Linked DNA regions of Homo sapiens: regions 1, 2, 4 and 5 are each linked to region 3. A link is a contact called in ENCODE Hi-C or POLR2A ChIA-PET data. All regions are on one chromosome and are shown on one strand. Each heading gives the region's core, a stretch centred on a gene start or an enhancer-like site at or near the end of the contact. The rest is flanking DNA. Distances are from core to core; before and after follow the strand shown. Region 1 overlaps GRAMD1A (GRAM domain containing 1A). Region 2 holds the start of FXYD5 (FXYD domain containing ion transport regulator 5). Region 3 holds the start of ZNF181 (zinc finger protein 181). Region 4 holds the start of UBA2 (ubiquitin like modifier activating enzyme 2). Region 5 holds the start of GARRE1 (granule associated Rac and RHOG effector 1).

What was found. A loop is a pair of places that touch in the nucleus more often than their neighbours do. ChIA-PET counts read pairs that join two places held with the same protein, here RNA polymerase II (POLR2A). Pooled maps may share reads with other maps.
Region 1: a loop to region 3 is called in a map of CD4-positive, alpha-beta T cell, with 4 times the contacts of the local background. The contact joins the enhancer-like site here to the promoter of ZNF181 in region 3. A Hi-C loop is called at or near these places in 6 of 168 maps with a recorded cell type or tissue (B cell, CD4-positive, alpha-beta T cell, CD4-positive, alpha-beta memory T cell and 2 more), 14 of 37 single-sample maps with no recorded cell type and 18 of 50 pooled maps. POLR2A ChIA-PET finds 5 or more read pairs at or near these places in 2 of 52 experiments (CD4-positive, alpha-beta T cell and CD4-positive, alpha-beta memory T cell).
Region 2: a pooled map shows a loop between it and region 3 (4-fold over the local background). The contact joins the promoter of FXYD5 here to the promoter of ZNF181 in region 3. A Hi-C loop is called at or near these places in 6 of 50 pooled maps. POLR2A ChIA-PET finds 5 or more read pairs at or near these places in 3 of 52 experiments (K562, activated CD4-positive, alpha-beta T cell and endothelial cell of umbilical vein).
Region 4: a loop to region 3 is called in a map of CD8-positive, alpha-beta T cell, with 9 times the contacts of the local background. The contact joins the promoter of UBA2 here to the promoter of ZNF181 in region 3. A Hi-C loop is called at or near these places in 2 of 168 maps with a recorded cell type or tissue (CD8-positive, alpha-beta T cell and naive thymus-derived CD4-positive, alpha-beta T cell), 1 of 37 single-sample maps with no recorded cell type and 11 of 50 pooled maps.
Region 5: a loop to region 3 is called in a pooled map, with 15 times the contacts of the local background. The contact joins the promoter of GARRE1 here to the promoter of ZNF181 in region 3. A Hi-C loop is called at or near these places in 1 of 37 single-sample maps with no recorded cell type and 4 of 50 pooled maps. POLR2A ChIA-PET finds 5 or more read pairs at or near these places in 1 of 52 experiments (RWPE1).

What each region holds. Positions count from the first base shown.
Region 1 is chr19:35,011,707-35,014,406 of GRCh38, forward strand. It overlaps GRAMD1A (GRAM domain containing 1A), which reads left to right. Exons shown (of 20, transcript NM_020895.5): 8 at 1,550-1,662; 9 at 1,835-1,985; 10 at 2,483-2,681. Among named protein-coding and RNA genes, the nearest start is that of GRAMD1A, 13 kb to the left of the region's middle. RefSeq lists an enhancer at 1,170-1,249. Within about 2 kb of position 1,430, at least 19 of the 41 ENCODE cell types and tissues checked have a DNase peak (open chromatin) inside an H3K27ac peak, as active enhancers do; they include B cell and CD4-positive, alpha-beta T cell, where a contact is called at or near this core.
Region 2 is chr19:35,153,395-35,156,094 of GRCh38, forward strand. It overlaps FXYD5 (FXYD domain containing ion transport regulator 5), which reads left to right and starts at 1,341. Exons shown (of 9, transcript NM_014164.6): 1 at 1,341-1,415; 2 at 2,157-2,217. The coding sequence starts at 2,157. It overlaps FXYD7 (FXYD domain containing ion transport regulator 7), which reads left to right. Exons shown (of 6, transcript NM_022006.2): 6 at 500-908. The coding sequence ends at 522. RefSeq lists enhancers at 309-1,173, 2,112-2,281.
Region 3 is chr19:34,732,959-34,735,658 of GRCh38, forward strand. It overlaps ZNF181 (zinc finger protein 181), which reads left to right and starts at 1,285. Exons shown (of 4, transcript NM_001029997.4): 1 at 1,285-2,088. The coding sequence starts at 2,080. RefSeq lists enhancers at 133-192, 410-927, 648-1,037 and silencers at 1,318-1,367, 1,468-1,527.
Region 4 is chr19:34,427,026-34,429,725 of GRCh38, forward strand. UBA2 (ubiquitin like modifier activating enzyme 2) reads left to right here and starts at 1,356. Exons shown (of 17, transcript NM_005499.3): 1 at 1,356-1,545. The coding sequence starts at 1,408. LOC124904695 (a long non-coding RNA gene) reads right to left here and starts at 1,339. Exons shown (of 2, transcript XR_007067232.1): 1 at 1,097-1,339. RefSeq lists silencers at 1,244-1,483, 1,514-1,623, 1,694-1,853.
Region 5 is chr19:34,253,202-34,255,901 of GRCh38, forward strand. It overlaps GARRE1 (granule associated Rac and RHOG effector 1), which reads left to right and starts at 1,353. Exons shown (of 14, transcript NM_014686.5): 1 at 1,353-1,413. RefSeq lists an enhancer at 1,650-2,171.

The sequences.
Region 1 (2,700 bases), core at 180-2,679, 280 kb after region 3:
GACCCCGAAGCTGAGTCTCTGGCAAAGGGACATGAATTGGTGTAAACCGTCGTAATTCTTCCCTGGGGCTGGGAATGATTTTCACCCTGAAGGACATCCAGGTTCCACTGGCAGCGGGGGAGTGTGGATAGAGGCTGGGAGGTCATCACAGGATGCCGGCTATGGCTGGTCCACAGCACCTCAGAGAGCCCCAGCCCCATCCTCCGGCTGAGCGGCACTCACGCGCTGCCTTCTCAGAGGCTCCGATGTCCCTGGAGCAGGCAGGAGTGCTGAGGGTCCCATTCAGCATCCTGAGAGAGGGACAGCGCACAGTCAGGCCCTAAGGAGGACAGGGCAGAGCCCCGGGATTCCAGCCCCATCCCCTGGGGCAAGTGATTGAACCCCATCTGTCAAATGGGGGCCATCCCCACTTCACAGCACCCAGAATTTTGCCCAGAATAAGTACTCAGTCATGTCAGCTCTTATGAGCAGAGTAGCCCAGCGGTTAGCTCCCTCGCCACCCCCTCTGCCCCCCGGCTGTAGACCAGCTCCCCTGGGGTCACATCTCAGCACTGCTACTTCCTGGCTGGACCCCAGCATGTCACCTTGCACTTCTCAGCACCATTGTCTTAAAAGGATGATGAGGTTAGCACCTACTTTCCAGATGGTTTTGAAGATACAGTGAGTTAGTACATCTGTAAAGTGGTTAGAAGAATGCACCTAGTTGACCAGGTGGCAAATGTCTGCTGCTATCATCACTTACTGTTAACTGTCATCACTGTCATTCAGCCACTCTGGCCATGGGTGGCTGAAAGCTCAAGGCTCCCGAGGACACCTGGGAAAAGATTCGGGGGGCCACGATGGCATAGGCATGGGAGACTCAGCCCTGGAGTCTGGCAGGGCTTGACCAAGTCACTTGGTGACCTTGAACACATGACTTTCCCTACATGACTTCCCCTTCCTGGGACTCCGTATGCTCTGTAAAGATGGGAACATTCATGGCTGGGCACGGTGGCTCATGCCTGTAATCCCAGCACTTTGGTAGACGAAGACGGGCGGATCGTGGTGCCCACGAGGTCAGGAGTTCGAGACCAGCCTGGCCAACATGGTGAAACCCCGTCTCTACTAAAATTGCAAAAATTAGCTGGGCGTGGTAGCACGCACCTGTAATCCCAGCTCCTTGGGAAGCTGAGGTAGGAGAATCGCTTGAACCCAGGAGGGAGAGGTTGCAGTGAGCTGAGATCACACCACTGCACTCCAGCCTGAGCGACAGAGCCAGACTCCATCTCCAAAAAACAAACAAAAAAAGATATAAAAAAAATGGGAACATTCTCTGGCCAGAGTATTGTGGGGACTTGGGAAGCAGGAAGTTTGAGTCCTGGGCGCAGGCCCTGGAGGGGCTGTAGCAGGGGATTCCCCGCTTGCTGAGGCCAGGTCTGGTGCGGGAGATCGTGGCTGCCTCCTTGTGGAAGCCAGGGGAACTGCGGAGGCCGAGGGCTGGTGGGGAATCTGGCGGGCCGGGCTCTGGCTGGGGTGAGATGGAGGCCAACCCCAGGTCCCGCCTCCCCAGACGCTGAGTCCCCGCGAGCTCTGGCACCTGGTGCATCAGTGCTACGGCTCAGAGCTGGGCCTCACCAGTGAGGATGAGGACTATGTCTCCCCCTTGCAGCTGAACGGTCTGGGGTGAGTTGGAGGTCAAAGGAGGTTGAAGGGTTCGGGGGAGAACAGGACGGTCGGCGTGCAGAGTTCCTGGAGTGCTGGGGGGCCTGAGATGGTTGTATGACGTCTGGAGGATTCAGGAGGGTGTATGGGGTCTCAAGGACACAGCAGTCCCGCTTCCTCCCCTTTCCCACAGGACCCCCAAGGAAGTGGGAGATGTGATCGCCCTGAGCGACATCACCTCCTCGGGGGCAGCTGACCGCAGCCAGGAGCCAAGCCCAGTGGGTTCGCGCCGTGGCCATGTCACGCCCAACCTTTCCCGAGCCAGCAGCGACGCAGACCATGGGGTGAGCGGTGGGTTGGAAGAGGGGTGGGATACTGATAGGAAGAGAGAGGAGGGCTGGGGGTGCAGTGGGAGAAGAACAGCCTGACAGATTTGGAGGGGAATGGATAGGGGGACAGGGGAGGCCTGGATGGAGGAACAGGACAGGGAGGGGAAGACGGACATGTGACAGGGAAAGAGAGACAGGGAAGAGAGGGGACAGACAGAAAGGATGAGAGACAGAAGGGATGGGAGATGGGTGGATAGATGAAGCAGCAGACAGACAGACGGACAGGACAGGTAAGAAAGCTTATGGCTCAGGCATCTGAGACAAGCCTGGCAGGGGCTGAGAGGGGCCCTCATCTGGGTGGCCCCAGGCTGCTCGCAGCTCAGCCGTGAGCCCTCGGTGCACACACCACCCCGGGTCTGCACAGGCTCTGGAATCCTTGTGGCCAGTGTGGACTTGGGAGCCCTGGGGCTGGGATGGAGGTGGCCAAGGCTGCATCGGGCCTTTCTCCACAGGCAGAGGAGGACAAGGAGGAGCAGGTAGACAGCCAGCCAGACGCCTCCTCCAGCCAGACAGTGACCCCGGTGGCTGAACCCCCGAGCACAGAGCCCACCCAGCCTGACGGGCCCACCACCCTGGGCCCCTTGGATCTGCTGCCCAGTGAGGAGCTATTGACAGACACAAGTAACTCCTCTTCATCCACTGGGGAGGAAGGTGAGGCAGGCGGGCCCAA
Region 2 (2,700 bases), core at 91-2,590, 420 kb after region 3:
ACAAGGCACTTATGGATGCGTGGGGCAGCATGGGGGTTGGCCTTGTCACCTGGGGCACAGCTGAAGACTTTGCACAGGTTTCTGGTCTATCCTAGGTGAATGATGGTCTGCAGCGGGTGGGGAATGGGGGACTTCCCGTTGTATCCAAATGTTCAGGACAGGGAGTGTAGGAAAGGAGTGAGGGTGTAGGAGGAGATTGCAAATGGGAAGGGAGATGGGGACTCCCTTTCTGGCAGGCGGATAGCCCCAAAAGCCCAGGTTGGGTCTGGGGTCGCCAGCCCCGTAGCAGGTGTTTCTCTCCATGACAGCAGCCAGGAGGTGTCCCCAAGGGAACAAGACATTAGAGTGTGGGAGGCAAGACAGCTCCTCAGTGTTAGCTCTGGGGTGACAGTCCCTGGGGTCTGGCTTCCATGGTGCCGGGGAATGGAGAGCCAACGAGCTGTGGGGAGGGAGGCAGTTTCCACCTTTCTAGTGGCTCACGCACCCCCTCTCTCCCCAGCCCCTGGTGGCGGCGGCGTGTAACACCTTCCCGAGGAAACTCCGCTGCCGACCCTGCCTGAGCGCGGGAGCCTGAGGACCGGGTGGAGGCGGTGGGGACCCAGCCGCGCGCCGGGAGCGCTCCCCGGAATGAGCCGCCCCACCCACCCCAAGGCTGGAGCCGCTGCACCCTGCTGTCCCTCTCCAGGCCTTGGCAATGACGATCCCCCAAAGAGCCCGTCTGCACCCCAGACCCAGGGCCTCAGGCCTCCAGCTCCTGGGATCCGGGAGTCCATCCCGGCCCAGCACCCCCAGCATCCCCGTGTATGGCCCCCCTGCACCTCCTTGTCTCATCCCCGAAGATCCGTCCCCCTGGCCCCTCAGTGTCCATGTCTTGAGCTTAATAAATGTGCATTTGGTTTTTTCCTCTGTTCTGTCTGTGTGTTCTCATCTGTGGGGCACGGTGTGGGTAGGGGTGCAGAACTGAACCTGGGGTAGCTCTCCCCTGCGTGCCCGGAGTCGCCCCCTCTTCATTCTCCTCCCCCAGTGCCCCGAGATGCCCCCCTTCAATCCCTTCTCCTTCCTCAACACCTCCGGATTTGTCCTTTCCCTTCCTCCAGCGACCCCAGAATAGAGCCCTCCCGTTTCTCCCCCTGCTCTCTCAGAGGCGTCCACTCACCCTAGACCTGCCTGCCCCATCCCCGTTCCCACCCTCTCCCACCACTATGCCCTCACCCCTGCCCCCCGTCGCCCTCAGCGATTCCCCCTCCTGCTCCCACCCCGGGCTCTGAAGCCAGGAAACCCAAGAGGAAATGACTGAGCCCGTCTGGGTCCCCGCCCGCTCGCGCTCCCCTGGCCACACCCTCCGCCTGGACGCAGCAGCCACCGCCGCGTCCCTCTCTCCACGAGGCTGCCGGCTTAGGACCCCCAGCTCCGACGTAAGTCCCTCTCGTGCGCCACCTCCATCCGCTGCCCCTCTGCCCACGGGCCGGGCTCAGGTGGGTAGGGGTTTGACCCCTTCCGCTCCTCTCCGCCCCCCATCCACGCCCACATCTCTCTGCCTCCTCTCCTGGGCTACAGTGGGCCGCTCTGCCTCGCTCCCGCCCGCCTGCCTCAGTCTCCCCAGCTCTCTGCCACCCCCCTCGGACCAGTGCCTCTTAGGTCTCTCCAGCGCGCCATCCCTGCAAGGCGGCCCCTGACACCAACTCACTTTTTCCTCTGAGCGCGGGAGGCGTTACTCACTCTTCCTCCTTCCCCTCCTCGCCGACTCCCGGGCTCTGGGCCCCTGGGGGAGGGAAGAGGCCTCCTATCTACTCCTCTGCCCCAGTCCCCTCCTTGCGTCAGTCCCAGTGAGGGATAAGCGCCTGGCGGAAGGCGCAGGGAGGTGTTTCTCTGCTTCAGGAGTGCCCGCCGGCCCTTGCAGCTGCTGGAAGACCCATTTATCTCATGCTTCTTGTTTTCTTTGGGGACCTGCAGGGGAAGGAAGCAGGGTGACGGTTTGGTATCCCCACCTAAGACCCTCCCCTTTCCCCTGAGGCCAGCCGTCAGCCCCTGGCAGGGGGTCTTGGAAGCCAGAGGTTTTTGCTCAGGGCAGGGAAAGGGCTGCAGGATCCCCGGGGGCTGCCGGAGGTCGGTCTCACTGACATCATGGCTGACCCCAGCATCGCCTGGTCCCACAGATGTCGCCCTCTGGTCGCCTGTGTCTTCTCACCATCGTTGGCCTGATTCTCCCCACCAGAGGTAAGACCCATCTCTGGCCTCCACCCTGCCCCAGAGCCCCCAGCCAGGCCAGCCCCACGTGTGCTGCGGGGTGGGTGGTTGGCCCGTGTGAACGTTGTCCTGCCCTGTCACCCTCCCGCTGAGCCGGCACCAGGAAGTGGGGATCCCTATGGCGGGGCGACGTTACACCCTCTTTGGACACCTCAGACCCGGGTGGCTGCTTCCAGTGAGTCTGGCCAGGGCCTGTCCTGCTGAGCATCCTCCAATTTCACCTCCAAGAAGAACTCACTGAGTTTCATTTGGCGGGGAGATTGGTGTCGGTTTTCTACTCAGCAGCCAGGAAACCTAGGCTCCCAGAGTCCCCAGGCATTACACAGTTAGGCAAAGCTGTTGAGCTGGGGTTAGTCCAAAGAGTTGGCAACATCTCAGCCTTGCCTGGAAAGTGTCTCCTGAAAGATGGGAACCACAGGGGGGTATTGATCGTTCTTTCTGTGTGGCAGGTGT
Region 3 (2,700 bases), core at 35-2,534:
CCGCCCCAAGCCGGCTCCACCTGTAGCTGTGGGCGTGGGAGGGAGACAGAGCGCTCTGGCGGCCAGAGAAGGAAGGAAGATGGAGGGAGGGCGGACTTCTGCTCCCTGACGCTGCTGCTAGGCCCCCTGCGGCCCTCCTGGAGCCCACACCTTTCAGCTGCAGTCTCCCAGCCTTCGTCCCCAGGACGAAGCCCACTAAGCCAGTGCTTTTCCACTGCAGCTGGCTGTTCCGCTTGGGGAGGGTTCCCAGATTGTGCAAAGTGAGGAAGGGTCCCCTGTCCCTGCCCCGCAGGGCCCCCACTCCAGGCCTCCCCCATCTCTCCCTGTCTCTCTCAGAGGTAGAGGCAGCATTAAATTAAAATTTAATTAAAATATTAAAAATAAAGTAAAAAATTCAAATATACAACAGTAGACTGTCTGGCTTGCATACAAAGAAGGCCATTGCCCCTTTGGGTGAGCCGGGCAAGGTCAGGGTCTAAGAAGCGCCTCTGGTGAGAAGCGGTTGTCAGGCTCTGATGGCTGCGGGAGGAGTGACTCCTCCCAGGATGAGGGTCTGTGTCCTCTCAGTGCTCACTCAAGTTCCGTATTTCCAAGTCCTTCCAGGGGGCGTAACGCACGTGAGAACTGCCATTTCTGTCACAGATACGTGGCCGCATGCATTTCCAGGAAATGTCCTTGGTTCGCGAACTACAGCTGGCACAATCCAGCCCAGGGCGTTCTGTGAGCTGTAGTCTCCAGCAAGTGAATTCCAAAAAAACCTCAAAGACCTCAAAGACCATACAGGGTGGACAGCGTAGTAGCAGGGTTTGGGAAGAGAGGAGCTCTTTTGCTAGCAAAGGCGAGAGCTCGCCTGGTACAAGGTCTGCCCACGTCCCGGGAGATAAACATTAGTGTGAGCGCACGCTAGACCCAGAAGAGTTTGCCACGGCCGCACGGTTTTCTGGGAAGTGTAGTTTCTTGGTCCCGGCGCCATTGTCCTTAAAAGTAGAGGGTGGCCCTTGGTTCCGAGGTGTATCTTTCACCTCATCAGTATGACTATATGCCCCAGGACACTTCCCGCATGGTCCTAACTGCCGGGCTCTGGGACGACAGCCCCAGGCGGTTTAGTTTTTTAGGAAACCGAGATCTGTTTGCCCGCGGCGCCCCAGGTCCGCGCGGCCGCAGAGACTCCTGGGAAGTGTGGTCTTCCGGTACCTGCGGTTCGTTGCGCCTGGAATTTTGTCCCCTGCGCGGATGATTCTGGGAAATGTCGATCGGCTGTGGGCGGCGCACTGGGTCCGCCCCGCTGTAGCCTCAGGCCTGACGGCGACTCCCAGGCTCCGGGACGATTCTGGGCAGTGTCGTCCCCAGAGGTCGGCGGCCGTTGCCCGCTCACCAGCGACGCGGGGCGCCTGCGGGGACGGTGAGGCCCTGCTGAGGACTCCGGCCAGTATGAGTCCCGGGGGCGGCGGCGGGGCTCAGGCCCTGGGTCTGCCCCGCGGTGTGACCCCGGCCGGTGCCTTGGTTTTCCTGGCCTTCATGTCCTCCTATGTAAACGCGGGGTGATGACGGCGCCGACCTCTTGGCGCTGTTGTGAGAGTGAAGTGGGCGCGTGGTTAGACGCCAGCCACAGTTGTCTTTGGGTTATGTCGTCATGAAGCCGGCGCTCTACAGTTGTGTAACCTTGAACAAATGGGTTCAGTATCTTGGAATTTCAGTTTTGTCATCGTTTAAAAAATAGATCTGGAAAAATGTGAACGCACACCGTGCATAGTGGTGAAGACTGAACGAGCTGATAAAGTTTTTACCATTGTTTTATGAGGATTTTATTTACAGAGTAATTGATTTTCCTCGCAGGTGGCACCTGGTAAATGGTTAGCCCTTGCGGAGAAACACCCTGTTAGTTCCCAGGGAGAGATTGGCGCCCTGGAGAGTGATTACCAGTGTGCCTTTCCATTATGGTGTGTCACAGGTGCCGCAAGATAAGCCTGATTTTTCATGACTGCTTTTTCCTGCCCTTCTGTGCCCTCAGGACACTGCCCATCTCTAAGATAAGAGCCTGGAAAGAGGACTCTGTTGGCTGTTGGAAATTGCAGAGTAATGCCTCAGGTAGGTCGGTGTGTCCGCAAATCTTCCTGAAACACTTTATCAGGACTGTGTGTTTGCTTTGCTTCTCCTGCCTGTTCCCACCTAACCAAGTCCATTTAAGGGACTGGATCCATGGTTCCTTTCAGTATAGGAAGGACGGAGCCCACAGGAGAGCTCCAAGGTATTATCCTCCTCACCCAGTGTTCCTCTTTTCTACAGTTTTCTGCTAGAAGACTTTCTAGTCTTGCCAACATTTTAAAACTGTAATTCACAATGCAACTTTGGAATGTAAGGTTATTCGGTTTATGGTTGTCAAAACTGTACCATGTGGTCTCAAGTGAAGAGATGCTTGCAGTCATCCTTGATTCTTCCCTTTGACTTATACCTATATTCAGATCCTCTAGTTGGAGCTAAGCTATACACTGTATACAGAATCTGACCATTAGTTACCCCAGCACTACCACCACCACTACCACCCCGGTAGTGATAGCAATAAAGCCACCTGGATTATTGCGGTAGCCTCCTAGCTGGATTCCCTGCATCTGCCCTTAACCCTCATCAGTCTGTTCTCAGTACAGCTGTGACCGTGGTCCTATTGTTACATAAATTCCTGTCATTCCTCAACCTATAATT
Region 4 (2,700 bases), core at 106-2,605, 310 kb before region 3:
AATGATAACTGCTACAGGACAGTTTCCTAGAATTGGAATGAATGAGTCAAAAGTTGTGCACAATTTTAGGGTTTTTTTTTCTTTTTTTTCGAGACAGGGTCTTGCTCTGTCTCTCAGGCTGGAGTGCAGTGGTAAGGGCATAGCTCACTGCAGCCTCGACCTCTCAGGCTTAAGTGATCCTCCTGCCTCAGCCTCCTGAGTAGCTGGGACTACAGGTGCAAGCCACCACGCCCTCTAGAGAAGCTTTGCTTTGGAATCTTTACCTGGAGTGTGTTGGAGTGCTTGTTTCCCAATCCCTTGATAAGTGTTACTTATTTTTTCTTTCTACCAGTTTAGTAGGTGAAAAACTTTTTTTTTTTTTTGAGACAGAGTCTCGCTGTATTGCTCAGGCTGGAGTGCAGTGGTGCAACCTCCGCCTCCTGGGTTCAAGCAATTCTCCTGCCTCAGCCTCCTGAGTAGCTGGGGCTACAGGCTTGTGCCACCACCCCCAGCTGTTTCGGTGTTTTTTTTTGTTTGTTTGTTTGTTTGTTTTTTTGAGACGGAGTCTGTTGCCCAGGCTGGAGTGCAGTGGCGCGATCTCGGCTCACTGCAACCTCTGCCTCCTGGGTTCAAACGATTCTCCTGCCTCAGCCTCCCGAGTAGCTGGGATTACAGGCGCACGCCACCACGCCCGGCTAATTTTTGTATTTTTAGTAGAGATGGGGGTTTCACCATGTTAGTCAGGCTGGTTTCAGAACTCCTGACCTCGTGATCCACCCGCCTCGGCCTCCCAAAGTGCTGGGATTACAGGCGTAAGCCACCGCGCCCGGCAGGTGAAAATCTTACCATTTTGCATGGTTTACATTTTTTTCTTTTTTGAGACGGAGTCTTGCTCTGTTACCCAGCCTGGAGTGAAGTGGTGCGATCTTGGTTCACTGCAACCTCCACCTCCAGGGTTCAAGCGATTCTTTTATGGTTTACATTTTAATACGCTTATTGATCATATTGTCCAATTTTTTGTGAGTTTCCTGTTCACATCCTTTGCCTATATTTTTTTGGGGGTGACACTTGTTAATTTGTAAGAGCTCTTTACGTATAGGGACATCAGTTTTCTAACCTGTAAGGAAGTCTTGGCTGGGAGTTGAAACCCCAGGCTAGAAGGCGACCCTTAGACTTTTTAGGTCTGATGGCGGGCCTATGCTGGTGTGGGAATAACACCGCCGGTCTCAGCTGGAGGTCGCCAGCCCTTTGCAAGAGCCTGCCGGTCCCCGCGGGCTGCAGCACACCCCGGCGCGATGTGCCCTGCCTGTGTCTGCCGGAGGCTGTAGTGCGCAGGAGCGGAAACCAGGCCGCCCTTCCCCCACCCGCTTCCGGCCGCGGCTCGGTTCTCCCGCCTCCGCCTCCGCCGCGGCTCGTGGTTGTCCCGCCATGGCACTGTCGCGGGGGCTGCCCCGGGAGCTGGCTGAGGCGGTGGCCGGGGGCCGGGTGCTGGTGGTGGGGGCGGGCGGCATCGGCTGCGAGCTCCTCAAGAATCTCGTGCTCACCGGTTTCTCCCACATCGACCTGGTGAGGGCCGGGCGCGCGCGCGTGAATGGCGGGCTGTGGTGCGGGGGCTGGGATTCGGGGGTTCCGGGGCTCCAGGGGCTCTGAGGCTCAGGGCCCGGAGCCCGGGACCGGAGTTGCGGAGCGGGGGCAGGCTGAGAGGCTCGGGTTGTGCCCCCCCCGCGGGAGGAGACTGTTCTTTGGGCACGGGGCGGGCCTCCGCTCGCTGGGCCGGCTCCGGACGCCGAGGAGGCCGCGGGCCCCCGCCTCCCCGGCAGCGCCAATGTGTGGCGCTTCGTGGGCGTGAAGCCGCCTCTTATCCTCCCTTCAAAACAAATTCCCGGCTGTTAGGAGATGCGGGAGAGGATTGAGTCCCTCGCGGATGTTGTGACTTTAATTTTGAGGTCCCTGTCGTAACTCCGAAGTAACGACGCGGGGCGGAGGATGGCAATGATAGCGACCAACGCGTCCCGAGCGCTGGTCACGAGCGGGTTTACACACGGAACGCGCACCATCTTCATACCACCCGAGGAGTGCAAACGCTATTTCCACCCTGCTTTATTTTTAACAGATGAGGAAAGGGAGACGCAATGGGGTTGAGTAACTTACCCTGGGTCACGGAGCGAGTGGCAGGGCTCCCGCAGGCTGCGTGACTGTCATTGCTCTCACAGTAGACGGTACACTCGCTTGTTTCATTAAAGACGTTAGGACTGTGCCTTTTGCATTGGTGTACGTTGACAAGCCAGTGCTATTTTGAATCGTTATTTCTACTAATGCAAACTTTTTAGAGATTGGAGATGTTACTGGCCCTTCGGTGTGAGTTTAAAGTGTCTTAAGGGCTAGTGGAAACATGGAATGAACAAAAAAGTACGGGTGGCCGACTGAGTCATTGTTTCTTTCCTTTATGTATTATATATTTAAGCAAAAATTAGATAAAACTTAAAACATGATACTTTTTTAACCATGTGTAAAAGTTTCCTTTCACAGTTCTCAGGTTAATAGTAAATGAAATTGTGTATGGATGAAGGCTTGAATTAAGGGAGGCAGCAAAAATTCAATAAACGTTTGCCATGTATCATTTAAGAAAAAGAACAGAACCTGGGCAACATAGAGAAACCCCGTCTCTACAAAAAAAGAAAATTAGCGGGGCGTGGTGGTGTGCGCCTGTGGTCCCAGCTA
Region 5 (2,700 bases), core at 103-2,602, 480 kb before region 3:
CGCCTGGCTGATTTTGTATTTTTAGTAGAGACGGGGTTTCATCATGTTGGTCAGGCTGGTCTCGAACTCCTGACCTCAGGTGATCCACGCGCCTTGGCCTCCCAAAGTGCTGGGATTACAGGCGTAAGCCACGGCGCCCGGCCTCCTTCAACGCTGAGTAATATTCTATTGTTATGTTTATACCACATTTTGTGAACCCATTCACCCGTGGATGGACATTGGGTTGCTTCCACCTTCTGACTAATATGAACATGGGTGTACACATTTATATCCACTCTTGCCTCCCCTCCGTAGTCCTTCCTTCTCCACACTGCATCTAGAGTAACCCCTTTACACTCTCAAGTATGGACAAATCACCTCTTGCTTAAAACTCATTAGTTTTGCAACACTGTCAAGTAAGACCTAACTTCTCACCACTCTGATTTATTATTGGAACACAAAACTGGGCCATGCTCCGTGGCTCAAGCACTTTGGGAGGCCGAGGTGGGCGGAACACCTGAGGTCAGGAGTTTGAGACCAGCGTGGCCAACATGGGGAAATCCCGTCTCTACTAATAACACAAAAATTAGCCGGGCGTGGTGGCGCACGCTTGTAATCGCAGCTATCCGGGAGGCTGAGGCAGGAGAATCACTTGAACCCGGGAGGTGGAGGTTGCAGCGAGCCAAGATCACGTCACTGCACTCCAGCCTGGGCGATAGAGCAAGACTCCGTCTCAAACAAACAAAACCCACAGAACTGGAAGACCCTTGCTGCTGCTTCTGCGTAATGTGTTCTCCTCCCTTCTCGTTTTTTTTTTTTTTTTTCTCCCTTCTACCCCTTAGGACCTCAGCTCCTGCTCTTTCCCTGGGGGAATTCCGGATCACTCTCCTTTACTAGGTCAGGGTACTCTCTCCCTCCCTCTTACTCTTTCCCCTCCTACCACTTGTCACCATTGGTACTATATTATCACCCGGATATGTGACAATGGTATTGTGTATTTACCACTAAGGAATAAACTTATGAGGGAGAGAGCACTACCCGTTCCTGCAGTGCCCGTCGGGGCCTGGCATCTAGGAAACACTCCATACGCCAGTAATCGATTTCAGTCAATTTCAGTAATAAATCCAGGAGGACGCAGCCCGACCCCTCCCGCCCGGGGGCCAAGCCATGGTGGGGGATCTGGGTGGACCTCCGGCTCTGGCCGCCAGTCCTCAACCTCCGCCCCGGCCGTCCCGCTTGGGGGCCCAGGGTCCCAGGAGAGGAGGCTCCGGGGCGCCCCCTCCCCTCTAATGCGAGAGGAGAGTCCGCTCTAGGCGCGGGATCCGCAACCTCCCCGCGTCCGCCCGAGGCGGGGGCGGGGCCGGACCGGAGACGTAACTTCCGGTGTACACAGCCGGTCCAAGGCGGTGCGCTGGGGGCCGGGGCGCGTCGCAGGTGAGGAGCGGGCGCGGCGGGCGCAGGCGGGGGCTGGCGGGCGGGGTCGGGCGGTGGGCGGTGGGCAGCGGGGCCGCGGGCCGCAGCCAGGGCAGACGGCGAGACGGGCCCGCGGGGCGCCGCTCCGCTCGGGGCCGCAGGGCGCGGGGCCGTGGGCTCCCGCCCCTTGCCCGCCCGCTGTGGAGGACGCCGGGCTTTGCGGGCGCTGGCCGGCCGACGGAAGCCCGGAGGGGCCTCCTGGCGCGAACCCGGGACCTGGGGGCGCGTCGGAGACTCGGCGGCCGCGGCACCGCAGGGGCGGGTCGGCGCCCGTCAGGCGGGGAAAGGGGACGCTCCCTCGGTTCGCCGGGGCCCGGGAGGTCGCGCTGGCGCCAGGACCCGCTCCCGGAAGCCCGCGGAGGGAGGGCGGCCTGCTGGCGGCAGGGGTCCGCTGGGGCTAGCCGGGGAGGCGGCCCTCACGCCATCCCGGGGCTGCCGGGCGGGCTGCGCGCACCTTCCCGGCGGCGCCAGGCTGCCGAGGAACGCGCTTTTCCGGCCCTGCGGAGCCAGCTGGCGCATTGGGCCCGAGGGGAGGGTCCGCGGGGACCGGGAGGGCCGGGGCTGAGCGTGGAGGACCCGAGCCCGAGGGACGAGCGCAGAGTCAGGGGTGTGTCTTTCTGCGCCGCGCGGTGCGAGGAAAGAAGCGTGCCTGGTTGGCATGATAAGAATTTTGTTTAGACTTTTTAGAAATTTTCCAGAGACTCAGCTTTGGGGGCCTCCAGTTTGAAAATACCTTGTTCTGGTCCCTCATCCCCATTATAAAAGCAGTTAATTCTCCTTTCCTGGCAAAACACTCAAGACGACACAAAAAGTCTTAAGGTAGAAAATGACAGTCATCTGCCAGTCTACCATTCAGTGACAACCACTGCTAACATTTTGGTGATAATCAATAAATACAGATAGGTATTGTTATTTTTATGGACTTTACAGTATGTGATTTAACCACCGATGAGCATTGAGATAGTTTCCAATTTGTCACAAGATAAACAATTCTGCCGGAAGGATTTGTTTGATATGGTCTTTTTTTTTTTTTTTTAATAAGAGACTGTTGCCCAGGCTGGTCTCAAAACTTCTGGCCTCAAGCGACCCTCACGCCTTCGCCTTCCAAAGTGTTGGGATTACAAGTGTGAGATATTACACCTGGTCTGATTGTTATCTTAGAATAAATTTACAAATGGGGTCAAAGGTAACTTTATTTGTTTTTTTTTGAGACAGTCTCCCTCTGTCACCCAGGCTGGAGTGCAGTGG